Regions from separate parts of the Homo sapiens genome. Here all the other regions are linked to region 1. A link is a loop called in an ENCODE intact Hi-C map of the cell type or tissue named here. Cell type or tissue: mammary epithelial cell. All regions are shown on one strand. Links, peaks and the distances in the headings refer to the core of each region. The heading gives the core; the rest is flanking DNA.

What was found. Peaks named below come from ENCODE experiments on the same cell type or tissue, not always from the same donor. Only the 100,000 strongest peaks of a DNase experiment are listed, where the experiment ranks them.
Region 2: it touches region 1 in a loop (6-fold over the local background); 5 of 110 quality-filtered maps call a loop at or near these places.
Region 3: a loop joins it to region 1, with 3.0 times the contacts of the local background. A loop is called at or near these places in 2 of 110 quality-filtered maps.

What each region holds. Positions count from the first base shown.
Region 1 is chr5:53,260,501-53,265,248 of GRCh38, forward strand. No RefSeq gene overlaps it. Among named protein-coding and RNA genes, the nearest start is that of MOCS2-DT, 150 kb to the left of the region's middle. In mammary epithelial cell, for the core only: a CTCF peak has its summit at 2,065; a DNase peak (open chromatin) is centred at 2,081; H3K27ac peaks cover 1,152 bases.
Region 2 is chr5:53,168,895-53,173,642 of GRCh38, forward strand. No RefSeq gene overlaps it. Among named protein-coding and RNA genes, the nearest start is that of MOCS2-DT, 61 kb to the left of the region's middle. In mammary epithelial cell, for the core only: a CTCF peak has its summit at 2,043; a DNase peak (open chromatin) is centred at 2,027; H3K27ac peaks cover 723 bases.
Region 3 is chr5:53,121,791-53,126,538 of GRCh38, forward strand. No RefSeq gene overlaps it. Among named protein-coding and RNA genes, the nearest start is that of MOCS2-DT, 14 kb to the left of the region's middle. In mammary epithelial cell, for the core only: CTCF peaks have their summits at 2,092 (motif pointing right) and 2,291; no DNase peak of the experiment used is centred there.

The DNA of each region.
Region 1 (4,748 bases), core at 852-3,351:
ACTGGTTTTGGGATGATGTCATGTGTGTTAGAAATAGTGGATCCCATGGTCATGTGGTCACCATCCCACTTCTGCCACTAAAACTGGTTCCTTTGTTCAAGGAAGTATCATGTGAGATCCCATGTTAGTACATGAGATACTTCATGAACCTTTGAATCATGATGCTGACCAAAGCATAAAAGGTCACCCCTCACTGGAATACAAGACAATCTTGTCAGAATGAATCACTGTTCCTTTAGGGCAGAAGAGGATCCAAAGTAAAAACTTGCCCCCAAGTAGTTGCTTGGCCTCCTTGAGAAATGATGTCTTAGTAGGGAATCGCCATTGGTCTTGGTGGCAATAGGCTGGATATTAGTAACAGAAGTAATTTGATCAGCCTTCATGAGAGAGAGAGAACCTCAGCCTCACTCTCTGCCACTAGGTCCACTCCATTCAAAAGCCCATTGCACAATCCCTGAGATGGCTGAGAACAGAGGCAAACTGATCTCTATCTTGCCCACTTTTCATTTTTTTTTTAGCACCTCTTCTGTACAAAGTTACTTACATTTTGTTACACTAAGTTACTCATACTTTGTGCTTACTTCTATAGGTCAAACCCCATGCCTCTTCCTCAGACATCCTTATTGTTGACCTTCCAGTCTGGTTCCTTCCAAGCTCCTCACCAACCAACTAAACCATTTACCACTGTCCATGAGTTTATGTATATTCAACCAGCTAAGCCATTCACCATTGCCTACGGGTCTAGAGATATCTTAATCCTAGTCCACGTCCCATTCCAACAAAGGAACTAAAACAGATCACTCACTGAAGAGCTGCCCATTTGAAGAGTTATCTCTCACCACTGTCACTTTCTATGTGACTGTAGTAGAGCGGCAGTGCGTTATTAGCTTATACCCACATACCAACATGACTGATTCATGAACCCAGCTCAGGCTCTTGCCTCTTCCATTGGCCACTGAAAAGAAAGCCCCAGAGACCATAGCTGTGAGCTGAGAAAGAGGCAATGGTGAAACACTAGCATGTGACATGGAAATAAGTGCCATGCAGCCTACTTTCACTCTCTGAACTATCTCAAGCCCCATCCTGGATCTACTACTGGCATTTTATCTGAGCCCAAACTTATTACTTGGTAGGCTGACAGTATCCAACTTATAATGGAAAGACATGGCTGAATGAGCACTTGTTAACACATCAATAGATGCTCATCTTCTACCAGGGTCTAATAGCATGCCAGGATGTTTTTCAAATGGTGTGTAATACTCTGTGGCAGATGGCATAAACTTGCTCCAGAATCCTATGCTACAATTCTCTTATTGTGGCTCTCCAGAGGCTCCACGCAGTGTTTTATCTTTCTATATTTTTATTTTTATTTTCAGTCAGCTTTCTCAGGTTGAACAGGCATTACTTTTCTACTAGATATACCTGTACTACCATAGGATCTGCCCAAGAGGCAGCACTGGTTGCTCCACAGCCCAGAATTGCTTCAGAGTCCTTTCTTGCTCTAAGATCCACTCAGAACTAGCAGTGTTTCACTTTGTAATAAATGGGTCACAGAAGTATTCCCAAGTACAGAATATGTTGCCTTTATAACCCAAAGAGGCCTACCAAGGAATGTGCTTCTTTCTTAGTGTTAGGAAGTATAAGGCACAACAATCTGTTCTTCACATTGAATGAAGATATTCCAGCATGCCTTATAACACTGGAACACATAAAAAGGTCACTAATGTGACTGGCCCTTGAACTCTTTTAGAACTTATCTATTTCCCTCAGGAGCACAGGTGTCTTACCAGGGCTTACATTTACCACTTCTTGCATATAAGGTCTAACGAACAAGATATCAATAAAAGGGATCAGTAGTGCAATGTTCTACAGAAAGTCAAGATGATTCACCTATCTTCAGTTTATAATGTGACGGATAGGAGAATAAACATAGCCCTTGGGTAAGACTGTAGATAGGTACAGTTGTCTATCTCATGTGAGTGTGAATTGTTACTGATCATCATTTCTGATGACTATTGAAAAGAATGAATTTGTCAGCTTCATCCCTTCATGCTACACAAGGAGGCGGTGTTGCTCTGCTCTCGTGAAGATACCACATTTGACACAACAACTGCAATTAGCTTTCTTTAGCCCAATATCATCCTGCCATAGCCATCAGTTTTTTTTTTTTCAGGAACAGGACTAGTGAATTAATTGGGGATATGATGAAGATGACCACCCTCTGCATTCCTTAAATTTTTAATCTTCCAACTTCTTCAAAAGTGATGTTTTCACTTACGTTTTTGTTCAAGGTGGAAGCCATTTCAGGTGCTCCTACCTGGCTTCTCTGACTACAGTAATTTTTATTTAAAGGTCAAGGAGCTAATGTGAAACTTCTGCTTACTACCAAGTATGTTCATTCAGTTTATGTGTTCAAAAACAAAGGAAATGTCCAGCAGGTAAGCCTTTAACCCCAATAAACACATTGAAATAGACATAGTCCAAGACTTCATCTTTTTACCTGGCCCTCATAAGCCTCTAGTCAAACAGAGGATGATTGAGGGACTTTTGTTCCCTTGGTATGAGGATCAGCTCAGACCCTGATCCATCAGTCTTTAAACTGTTAAGGCGTGTCCCTCTCCAAAGGGCCTAGTTTCCCCCAGAGGGAAGGACTGAATATATCCCTACTGTATGGCTTCTGGGGTTGCTGAGTGTTTTTTGTAGATATCTGGCCACTCTTTCAGCTGACAGGTTCTATGTCTAAGCATTGCTTCACTATACATACTTGACAAGAAAGTGTGGCTTTCCATTGTGGTAGCTGCCCTCTGCTTTCTACTCACACATTTATGAACTATTTTGATTGTGCACATATATTAAGCAACACCATTGTTGGCTGCCCATCTATCTTGCCCTTAGGAACATTTCTTGGCTTCCATTCCAAGCTTCTGCTCATTATGATACTTACAGTTGCCTTGCCTCTCTCAGTGAAGTGCAGCTACCTGGCCATTTCTGGATCCTAACTCGCATGTCTGTAACAGCATCTCCTATTGAGGCCCAGTGTAGAGGACAGCCACCTCTAAGCTTCTCAAAGATACTAGTTCTTCTTCACTACCACATTTCTTATTGCTTTGATAAGTAGATTCTTCCCCTAGACCTCTCAAGGAATATACTCAAATGGTGGCTTTTCCAGCCTTATTTAGTAGCCCAACTTAGCATGGCCACTTCCCAAAATTTTTAATACCTTTCTTCACAGTCTGCCACAGAAGTTTTGGCATCTCTACTTCATTTAATGTTCTACATTAAATGAAGTGTTTGGAAAACTCTGGCTCTCAAGTCAGATCCAGCCGGTTTCCTTTTTTGGTAAGGAAAGTTTTATTGAAACACTCAATTTACTGGCAACACCCATTTGTCTACATATTGGCCATATGACCTTCAAAGCCTAAAATATTTGTTACCTAACCCATTACAGAGAAAGTTTGCTGACATTTGATGGAGGGCATTACTTTTCCCAATCTTCTAACCACCACCCTGGTATAGCATTAAAACTGCCCCTTGGCCCTTTACCAAAGTGTCAAATCCTGGGTCACAGAATGGTGCCCCCATTTCAACACTCTATTCCTTCTCCAGTCTTATATTACTCCCTCATTCAGCTGGCTTCTTCAGGATTCCCAGGCATTATGTCCTTGTTCCTGTCAGTACGTGTTAACTAGGTCCAGCCACTGTTTTGGTATTTAATACTGCTTCTCCTTTAGCAGTCTAGCACTTTCTAGTATAATTTTGCTGAAATTTGGCCCAAGTTATGGGCCTGATGAGCAAAAGGAGAAGTAGGAACAGTTCTTGAGCAAGGCAAGCACTTTCCTAAAGAGTTCCTGTCTGCTCTGAGAACTCTACATGGTCTTCACACAGGGAAAAGGGAATTTTATCTTCCAATAAAAGTAGTCAATATTAAAGACTTGGAGAGTTCAGGGAAATCTGGGATTTCAAGACGCTCAAGTGAATCTACCCAGATATTCCCATCTTGTGCTTTCACTCCCATATCAGAACTCTGACTTTGGCTTAGGAAACTTCCCTAGGTTGAGAATTCAAGTTTCTCCAAAATTTTCTGCCTCTTCCAATTAAGTTCTGTTTCAAGCCATCAGTTTTCTCTGCCCTCCATTTACAGAAATTAGGATTTCTTTAAATGCTCCTAAGGAGGCCCTCTGACTCATATTTACATCAAACTGTGAATTAATAGATCTGAGATTATCATGATCTCTAGATCTACAACATTTAGCAAAAGCAAAACAATTCCATGGCCCATAGAGTTACCCTTTTCCATATGCCTTTGAAATGCCAGAGATATTTGATCAGTCAGTGTCCCTCCTTTCATGTGCACCCCCTGCCAGTTCACCATGGGTGAACATCTTAGCCAGGAACTATCATGGCTCCACCAACCCAGGATGCACTACCGTCTGGCCAGTAAATAATTCAACTCCAGAATTCCAGCTATAGGGTTTCTTTCTTAGGACTGCTCCCAGTACCAGTGTCCTAGAAGCAGGGCCTGAGATGGAAATTCTTCAATGAATGATTTATTGAGATATTACTTTCAGGAGAAAGGGAGTAAAAGAAGCAGTAAAGGCCTTAGTAAAACTAAGCAAAGGCTTATTCTCATCTGGAGATCAGCTTCCTTTGATTTGTAAGAAATTCTGGAGTATAGATGAGTCTAGATGAATCATAGGTTTGTTACTACCTCGAGGGAGGGAGTTTGTCCTGACCCTCCTCCTATTCTC
Region 2 (4,748 bases), core at 1,057-3,556, 91 kb before region 1:
CCCAGGTCATTTGAGAGCTATTAATGTAAGAGCTACTTTGCTAACTGGTACCCTAAGGAGCTTGTAAGAATTAAGAGAGACAGAAGTGACTTCTGCACTTGGAGAATTTGGCCAAGAATAAGACAAATAGGAAATGGGATAGATCCTTTTGTGATTCAGGCAAGTCAAAAGGAGAGTTGAGATTTACATGCCCTTCTTCAGCGATTCTCAATCCCAGTAAATTGCAAGAGAGACAGAAGAGCCCTTATCTTGATTAGTGTCTCCATTCCCCTGTAGCCCTCTAGCAACTTCCTTTGAGACAAACTTATCATTGAGGATTCAGCGAGCAATTGCATTCCCATGTGTTTAATTTGTCATTAGAATATCACTATGTATCTTTCATAGTGCAACATTTATAATATTTTAGTAGAGTATTATAATTAAAATAATCTGACTTGATTGCACAAACTTTATTCTGGCTAAAAGATGCTGTCCCTGACACAATTTTTGTTAAAAATTTAATACTTATTTTTCAATGGAAAAGACTGGTTTCTTGTTACAGCCACAGTGTATTAGTTCACTTGATGATCAGCTGATATAATGCCCCATCACTCCTCCATCCAGTAAGATGGAATTCATATTTTGAACTAACTTCTGTCCTACACCTCAAGTCAGAGCATGCTGATCAAGCCATAGCAGTGCTTCTCCCACACTGGGCAGAAATTCTCTTTTTATTTATGTTTATATACAAAGTACATGCAAGGCATCAACACAGAGAATAGGGTAAGTATGCAATAGGTGTTTGTTGAGTGACTAAATGATGCTTATCATTTCTGACACTCAATACATGGAAATACTCTGCAAAGCCTACACAAAGCATGGCTTTAAATCACTTGTTTAGAAAATATATACAAAAATTTTACCATGTTGTTTTTCATTAAACCAGTTTAATCTCTCTTGTCACATTTCATAATGTAACTTGAATTGTTATATGATGTATTACTAGATAATTATTCCCTTTAAAGCCCTGAGTGTTAGGATTATCAAATGATCGATTCAGTAAGGCGATTGCTGCCTTAGACAAATTTTCAGCATTTCAGGAGGATATTACTAAAATTAGGCCTTCTTAACAGCTAAAGTTCCACTGATTCCTATGTGCTAGGGTGCCCTACAATTGTCCTAAACCCTCTGTAAATTTTGCCTATGTGAAAAGCAGAAGTGGTCTTTGGAACATAAAGAGCCTTTGTAACACGTTTTCATTACACTGGAAATTAACTGTTCCTGAATGCTAGATTTCTTAAACAAAGAAAGTCTTTGATATTGGGGCACCTTCTTATTTCAAAACTTGCCATGGGACAATATGCTGGCTATCTCAGGGTCTGGGTCAAGAAAAATGTGAAAAAGTCTGGGCCATTTCAACGTCTTTTTTGGCTATAGACAACCTCACTTGCATCTAACATACCAGTGATTTTAAGAACTTTGGAGGTGAATTACATTATTCTGTATAAAATATTTTTGTCAGAGGTTTGAACAATGACACTGACAGTGCAATAATTAGGGAGGAAGGAATCTCGAGGAACCCTCTAGTCTATCCCTCCTTTGGAGCAGTCCAGAACCTTACAAATTACTCTCCATAAATAAGGATTCGGGCTGAAATTTAGAGACCTGCAGACCAGAAAAACTGTGGTCTACTCCAGTGGTTTCTCCCAAACTCAATTCCTCACACTGCAATTTCTATGTTATGTGGAAAAGTTATCGTTAGCACGTTGATAGTCTATTAGATGGTAGCATTATTTGAAATATGAGCTATTCACAGGCAATTTTACTTTTTCACTATAATCACCTCAGATCAGATTTTGAATGAGCCTTTCTTTTTTGCTGGGATTAGAGAAGAAAATGCTTTTAGCTGAAGCTTCCCTTCTCCTCCCCCTCACCTAGGGCAATCCAGCTCAATCTGGACAAAACTCAGCTATGCTGAATGATTTGCCACAGGTGTATTCCCCCAAAAGAATGTGCAGTCTCCAAACCTCCAAATGACTGGTGTCATTTGGACACATCTCCATTGGGTGGCAGTACATGTTCAGAACAACCTAACATGGTTACTTTAGCACATTATTCCTGAAATAAAATCTGCTCTTTATTTTCTTAAATTCTAATAACAATCTTCCTTATCAAGTGACAAATCTTCCAATTCAGTGACCATGTAGTTGATAAAAGATGAATATAAATTAAACTGTTTTCCAATGTTTATTTTAATTAATGGTTGTAGAATCTATATATTTTTTGTTCACTATTATATCACTGATATCTAGTTCAGTCCTTGCCAAATAGTAAGCATTAATGATAGCATTTAAAACATAACTTTATGCCAATATAAAATCTAAAGACAAATTCTGAATTCAGAAAAATAATTTTTCTTCTCTATTCAACCTACTGACTAGGGTTTCAGCGTAAGCTATCCCATACTTGGTAATCTAAACCGTATTAAACTCAGTCATTATTTTTATCTGGCATAGTTTAGAGACATGTGCAATATCTTGTTTTTAATACAATATAGGTGGCAGTCGTTCAAGTTACCATGTACCATTAAATCATGTATATGGTCATGCAATCAATTTTCTATTTCTTACAGCATTTGTATTCCACAATAAAGAAGAAGAAAACTAGAACTAGTGAAGTGAAAGCAGCCAGTCATGATGATCTTAGGGGTTTTGATTCCTGTTAATCTCTGTTTTGATGTTTATTTTTATTGAAGATGCTTTTTAAACTAGTTTATTGAGCTAGGGCGCATTTTGGAAAGGGTTTTTGGCTATGGACAAATACCATCTGTATTAAAGTAAACTTGGAATTATTTGTAAGAAAAAAGATTATTAGTACAAACCAAAAGCAGAAAAAGATCCCAAAATGAGTCCTTGGAGAAAGCCAAGAAGAATATACAGGTTTGTTGAAAACATTTACAGCAAGTGGATATTTCAACTAAATAATCGTCATTTAAAATCTATTATTCCACAGTGGTAGTTGTAAGGTAAACTGCCTCACTATTACTTAAATGATTCTTAAGGATTTTAATAGAAAATTACAGTTCATTAAAAAGAAGCTGAGTGGAAATAAACATACATATTATTTTAACATACATACTCATATTTTAAAAGTTTATGTTCATGTGTAAGTAGACATTTTTACACATCATATGAAGGAAAATATAAGATTATTTCTTTGCTATAATTGTAAAAGCTATAATCAAATAGATTTTCAGAGATTTTTTTAAAAGTTTCTTTCAATTTTGCCAGTTAAAGGCAAATTAAACCACAAGTACAAGTTAAATCATGGAGCACTAGATGAGCAACATACCTAGTTTCTTTCTTTTCTTTTATTTCTTTTCTTTTCCTTTCTTTCCTTTCTTTCTTTCTCTGTTTCTCTCCTTTCTCTTCTTCCTTTCCTTTCCTTTCCTTTCCTTTCCTTTCCTTTCCTTTCCTTTCCTTTCCTTTCCTTTCCTTTCCCCTTTCCTTTCCTTTCCTTTCCTTTCCTTTCCTTTCCTTTCCTTTCCTTTCCTTTCCTTTCCTTTCCTTTCCTGTTTCACTCTTGTTGCCCATGGTGCAGTGCAATGGCGTGATCTTGGCTCTTTGCAACCTCCACCTCCCGGGTTCAAGTGATTCTCCTGCCTCAGCCTCCTGAGTAGCTGGGATTATAGGCATGCACCACCATGCCTGGCTACTTTTGTATTTTTAGTAGAAACAGGGTTTCACCATGTTGGTCAGTCTGGTCTCAAACTCCTGAACTCAGGTGATCGGCCCTCCTCAGCCTCCCAAAGAGTTGGGATTACAGGCATGAACCACCGTGACCGGCCCTATTTTACATTTATAGAAGTACAATCAGCATTGAATGCAATGTAAAGAAAGTTAAATTTTAGTTTTCCTTGGCCATTACTTGAGGAAACCAACCAACGATACTGTTTACCAAAGGAGTGTGACATACACAATCCATCAGACAAGAATATAACCCATCCGTTGGTAATAGAACATATAGTATTTTTTTATTTCTTTTTCTCAAACTATGCACAATAAAGAGATTTAATATAATTTTTACAAATATAATTCTTGGTCAGATGATTGCTACAAAGGATGTTTACACAAAAGTACTAAACAGATTAGGCTAAGACTTCAGTCCCTAAAGGCCTGTTATAAAAGGGACGGTTTCTTGCACCTGAACTGGGAAAGTGCTTGTCTACGGCTCTCTGATGCATGTGATAATTACACTGTCTGAGGTGGGAAAGAGTGAATCAAGCACAAATCATGCCTATTGTTCTATGTAGTAGTTCTCTGTTCACCTCCCTGCTTGGAGGTAATGAAAACGGGGTGTGGTTGAATACACGTGGAAGGATTTCAATGTTTCACATTCCCCACTCCTGCCTTGGAGCATGTCTCAAACCATAATCTGCCGGTCTTGTTGCTTGGGTAAACAGCGGAAAGCTGCCGCAGAAAGCAACTGGCAACCCCTAAGAGGACTTTGCCGACACGTGATGTCAAATACTTTTCAGTTGACTTAGAAAGAAAGACTTAGAGTAAGAATCTCCTTGTACATCAGCCAATGTGACCTTTAGAACATTCTGAGAAATGTTTTCTTCATAGTATAATTGGATAATGTTTTCAAATCACCATCAATGGAGCAGGCATATATCCACTAAATACTTGATGAGACTTCTCAAGAATTCATCCTTCGCATAGGCAGCTTTTAAGCAAACCGGTTTCAGTGAGAAGTGTTAGTTTTGG
Region 3 (4,748 bases), core at 1,053-3,552, 140 kb before region 1:
GGCAGGAGGATGGCTTGAGTCTAGAAGTTTGAGGCTACAGTGAGCATTGACACTGCACTCTAGCCTGGGCAACAGAATGAGACTCTGTCACACACACAAAAATAAAGGCTGAAGGAAGAAAAAGACAAACAAACAAAAAAGTAAAGCTAGCAGTTTTTGAGAGCCTTCTTGGATTAAGTATTATGCTCTGTGCTTCTCATTGTTTTTTATGCCATTTAATTCTTACAACAACCCTGTGAGGTAAATACAATCATTCTTATTTGACAGATATGGGAGTCTCAGATACCTAGGGCCATTCATGTAACAACAAACAGAACCAGCGTTTGAATTGGATTGTTTGTACCCCAAATCCCACACTTGTCCTTCATCTCAGGATGCTTCATGTCTCCCTTGAATATGTGCCCCTATGCCTTCTACGTTACACATTTCTCTGTCTGAATCAGCATCTCACCCTTAATTATACCTGACAATTATCTGCTGGAGATAACCTATATATTCCTTGATTATTTATAATTGTTTAAAACTAATGATTAAAGGGCCTCATGTCACTATTATGGCCGAGTTCCCTAATAAATATGCACTGGTTTGTTTTCTGTTTGTTTGTTTTTTGGAGACAAGGTCTTGCTGTGTCACCCAGGCTGAAATGTAGTGGTGTGATTATGGATCACTGAAGCCTCAACCTCCTGGGCTCAAGCCATCCTCCTGCCTCAGCCTTGCAAGTAGCTGGGACCACAGATGCACACCACCACACCTGGCTAATGTTTTTTATTTTTACTTTTGTAGAGATAAGGTCTCCCTATGTTGCCCAGGCTGGTCCCAAACTCCTGAGCTCAAGCAATCCTCCTGCCTCAGCCTCCTAAGGTGTTGGGATTATAGGCATGCATCACCTTGTCTGGCCTAATGTGCACTTTGAATGGCCCTTTGAAGGTCCTGATGGTTTACTTGAAAGAATAATTTCGGGGGAAGATACAGACCAATGCTGCAAGGACTATGTTAAAATCTTCATGACCATCTCAGAAATAAAAGAGGAGCAATGGCAGTGATTAGTTCATTCAGAGGCACTGGCCATTAGACTAAATAGAAAGGCTTTAGAATGTCAGATTGGAAGGGACCATGAAGATTATTGAGCCCAAATAACTAACTGAACTTGAACACATTCTGTCAATTGCCTACTAAGCAGTTAAACATCCTATCTTTGAATAGCTTGAGTACCAGAAAATTCTAAGCCCAAGAATTACTTTCACTCTTAGACAAGTGTGACTGTTCTTTTTTATATACTCTCATATAGGAAAGGTGACTGGCCACTAAGAAGGTGGAGGTGAGCCGGGTGTGATGGCTGATACCTGTAATCTCAGCACTTTGGGAAGCTGAGGCGGGAAGATCGCTTGAGACCAGGAGTTTGAGACAAACCTGGGCAACATAATGAAATCCTCATCTCTACAAAAAAAAAGCATGGGCATGTTGGAGCATGCCTGTAGTCCTAGCTGCTTGGGAGGCTGAGGCAGGAGGATTGCTTGAGCCCAGGAGTGCAAGACTGCAGTGAGCTATGGTCATGCCACAGCACTCTAGCCTGGATGACAGAGCAAGACCCTGTCTCAAAACAATCAATCAATAAAAATTGGAGGTAGGAAGGGTGGCTGACATTCCTGGAGGATTTCACATTTGGTCAGAACTGGTTCAGGTCTGGGTCAGAACCTATCCCCCGGGGAGGAGGCATCAAGAGAACTTTTGGCAAGGCAGATGCTAGAGGAAAAAAATACAGATAGGGGACACCACAGTTTTAAAGCTTGTAAAAAGTACTTTTATTTGTATTTCTGTGTACTTATCTAGTTCAACCTTTTGAAGTGAAATATAAATTAAAATTCTTAGACTAATTGAATCAGATGACAGCTGAAGATCTACTTAAGAAAAAAATGTCTTGAGAATAAATCTGCAGTCATCACTGTGCTGCATGTTAACATCTTCTCCTAGACTCTGTGTATAAACAAAAGTATACAATTAATTTGAAGTCATCAAGAGTGTGTGGAAAAAAATACATCTATGATAGGTGTGCCACCATGCTGCTTGTGTAAGATTTTCTTTTCCAATATCTAAAATAATCATTTCCACAAGAGGGTGCTAGTTGATATCTTATTCTTAAAATAAATTGAATCTCATTTTGGAAATAAAAGGCTCTTGTTACATTTATATTTATGTAGTTACACCAAATATTTCAACATAATTCATGTAGTATACTTGGGAAGATTACCTTCATTGTTACTGTCTCCCAAAGAAACAAAATTTTAGATCACAGAAAGTCACAGTTTTTAGTTGATATAAAAAAGAAATCTCTCAAGCATAATTCTAGTATTATTTATTTAAAAAAATAAATTTTGGTTGGGCACGGTGGCTCACACCTGTAATCCCAGCACTGTGGGAGGCCGGGGCAGGTGGATCATCTGAGATCAGGCGTTTGAGACCAGCCTGGCCAACATGGCGAAACCCCTCCTGTACTAAATATATAAAAATTAGCAGGGCATGGTGGCGCATGCCTGTAATCGCAGCTACTTGGGAGGCTGAGGCAGGAGAATCGCTTGAACCCAGGAGGTGGAAGTTGCAGTGGGCTGTGATCGTGCCATTGCACTCCAGCCTGGGTGACAGAGCAAGACTCCATCTCAAAAAATTAAAAAAAAAAATATCGTAAATAAATAAATGTTAAAAATGCATTTTAGAAAAGTGAATTTATGTCGTCAGTATTTTTACAATTTACTTAAATATTAAATTTGAGCAAGATTGCTTCGCTTTAAATGACACCACAAAAATGCCTTGATTTTCCTCTTTTTGTGGAAACATATCTAAGAGTAGAAGGCCTCAGCAACATCTTGCAGTGTTGCTAAATTCATATGTGTCTCAAATTTGGCATAGCCTGCAAAGTATCCTGTGTTACTTTTGAGAAATGATCAATGAATCTCTGCTAGCATAATCCTAGCATAAACATCTTAGTCTCACACACACACACACATCTATACATATGTATGCATGTACATATATACACATACACACATCTATACATATATATCCATATACACGTATGCAGATATATATATATGCATATACACAAACACATCAGTGCTTAAGACAATTCATATACTTAAGTCTCCTTCACCCTCCATCTCTCATACTAGGTTCTCCATTTGCTATTTACAAATAATAATAGGAGAAATGGCAGGATAATTTGCTTACTGCCTGGGATAACTATCAAATTGGCCACTTCTAGAAACTACAAGGAAAATCCTTCATAATTTAGCATGGTTTTCCACAGTATTGCTCTGTGTGCCCGGAGGAGAAAGTACTTAGCAACAAAAATAGTACTTATTGTGCATCTCCTTGTGCCAGACATTGTATAATAATATATGTTATATTATTATATAAATTGTATATTGATATGGTTTGGCTGTGCCCCCATGCAGATCTCATCTTGAATTGTAGTTCTCATAATCTCAGTGTGTTGTGGGTGGGACCTGGTGGATGAATCATGGGGGAGGTTACCCCCACCCTGCTCTTGTGATATTGAGTGAGTTCTCATGAGATCTGACGGTTTCATAAGATGGTTTTCCCTCTTTGCTCGGCACTTCTTCCTCCTGCTGCCTTGTGAAGAAGGATGTGTTTGCTTCCCCTTCTGCCATGACTGTAAGTTTCCTGAGGCCTCCCTAGCCACGTGGAACTGTGAGTCAATTAAACCTCTTTTCCTTATAAATTACCCAATCTCAGGTATTTCTTCATAGCAGCATGAGAACAGAATAATACATATATTAATATATCATATTTATTATATAACATATGTTTATATATTAAGAAATATAATAATTGTGCCAGGTATTTTATTTCATCCTTTTAACAACCCAATGATTTGGGTATTCTCAATACTCCCATTTTCTAATTGGGGAAACTGAGTCTCAAGAGAAATTAAGTACTTATCCAAGGTTTCTTGCTCTGGTGAAGCAATCATTTGGATCCAGGCCTGTCTTACTCTAAGGCCCTACATTTTTAACTAATCTTACTAATCTTTATGCCCGTCTGAAACCCAGAAATAGCTACATTATGTTACCAAGCCCATACCTTCAACTCAGGTCCTAGCATGTATCTAATGCCCTCAATTTATGTTTGGACACATTTTGATCTGGAAAATCCATGGCCTTCTTTGATGGATACCAAAAGAGGTTAGAAGGAATGGAGTGAAGTTATTTACAAACTTCAACTGACCCTCAGAGTGGCATCAGCTATCACTGAGCACTGTGAGACAATCAGGGATAGGCACACAACCCAAGTCATTTTCCAGGACTTTTGTTTGCACAACTGGGAAAGCTGGCTTGTAATGATGTGAAACTTGGGGGCCTCCGCAAGGACCCCACAACTCTTCCATCTACTATTTCTTCATCCAGAGGAAATGAAGTGGAGCTAGGGACCAGGAGATGTCCTTTGAACCAGGAATCAATATGGCCTGAAGCCAGATCTTCCCATTTGGACTTTTTAGTTAAGTGATACAACATACTTCCTCATTGCCAGGGCCATTTTGGGTCAAGTTTTCTGCCACTCAGTGGTAGACCCCAGCTGATTCAGCCAGCCTAAAGAGAAGAGTGTAACAAGATGTTGAACAGGGTTTCTCCAGACTTGGCACCAAGGCTCATAACACAGAACAACATGTGTGAAATTGTAAAGCCCCTTTTTTTCTGAAGAGAGCAGCCAATCATGAGACGTTCCTCAAGCCT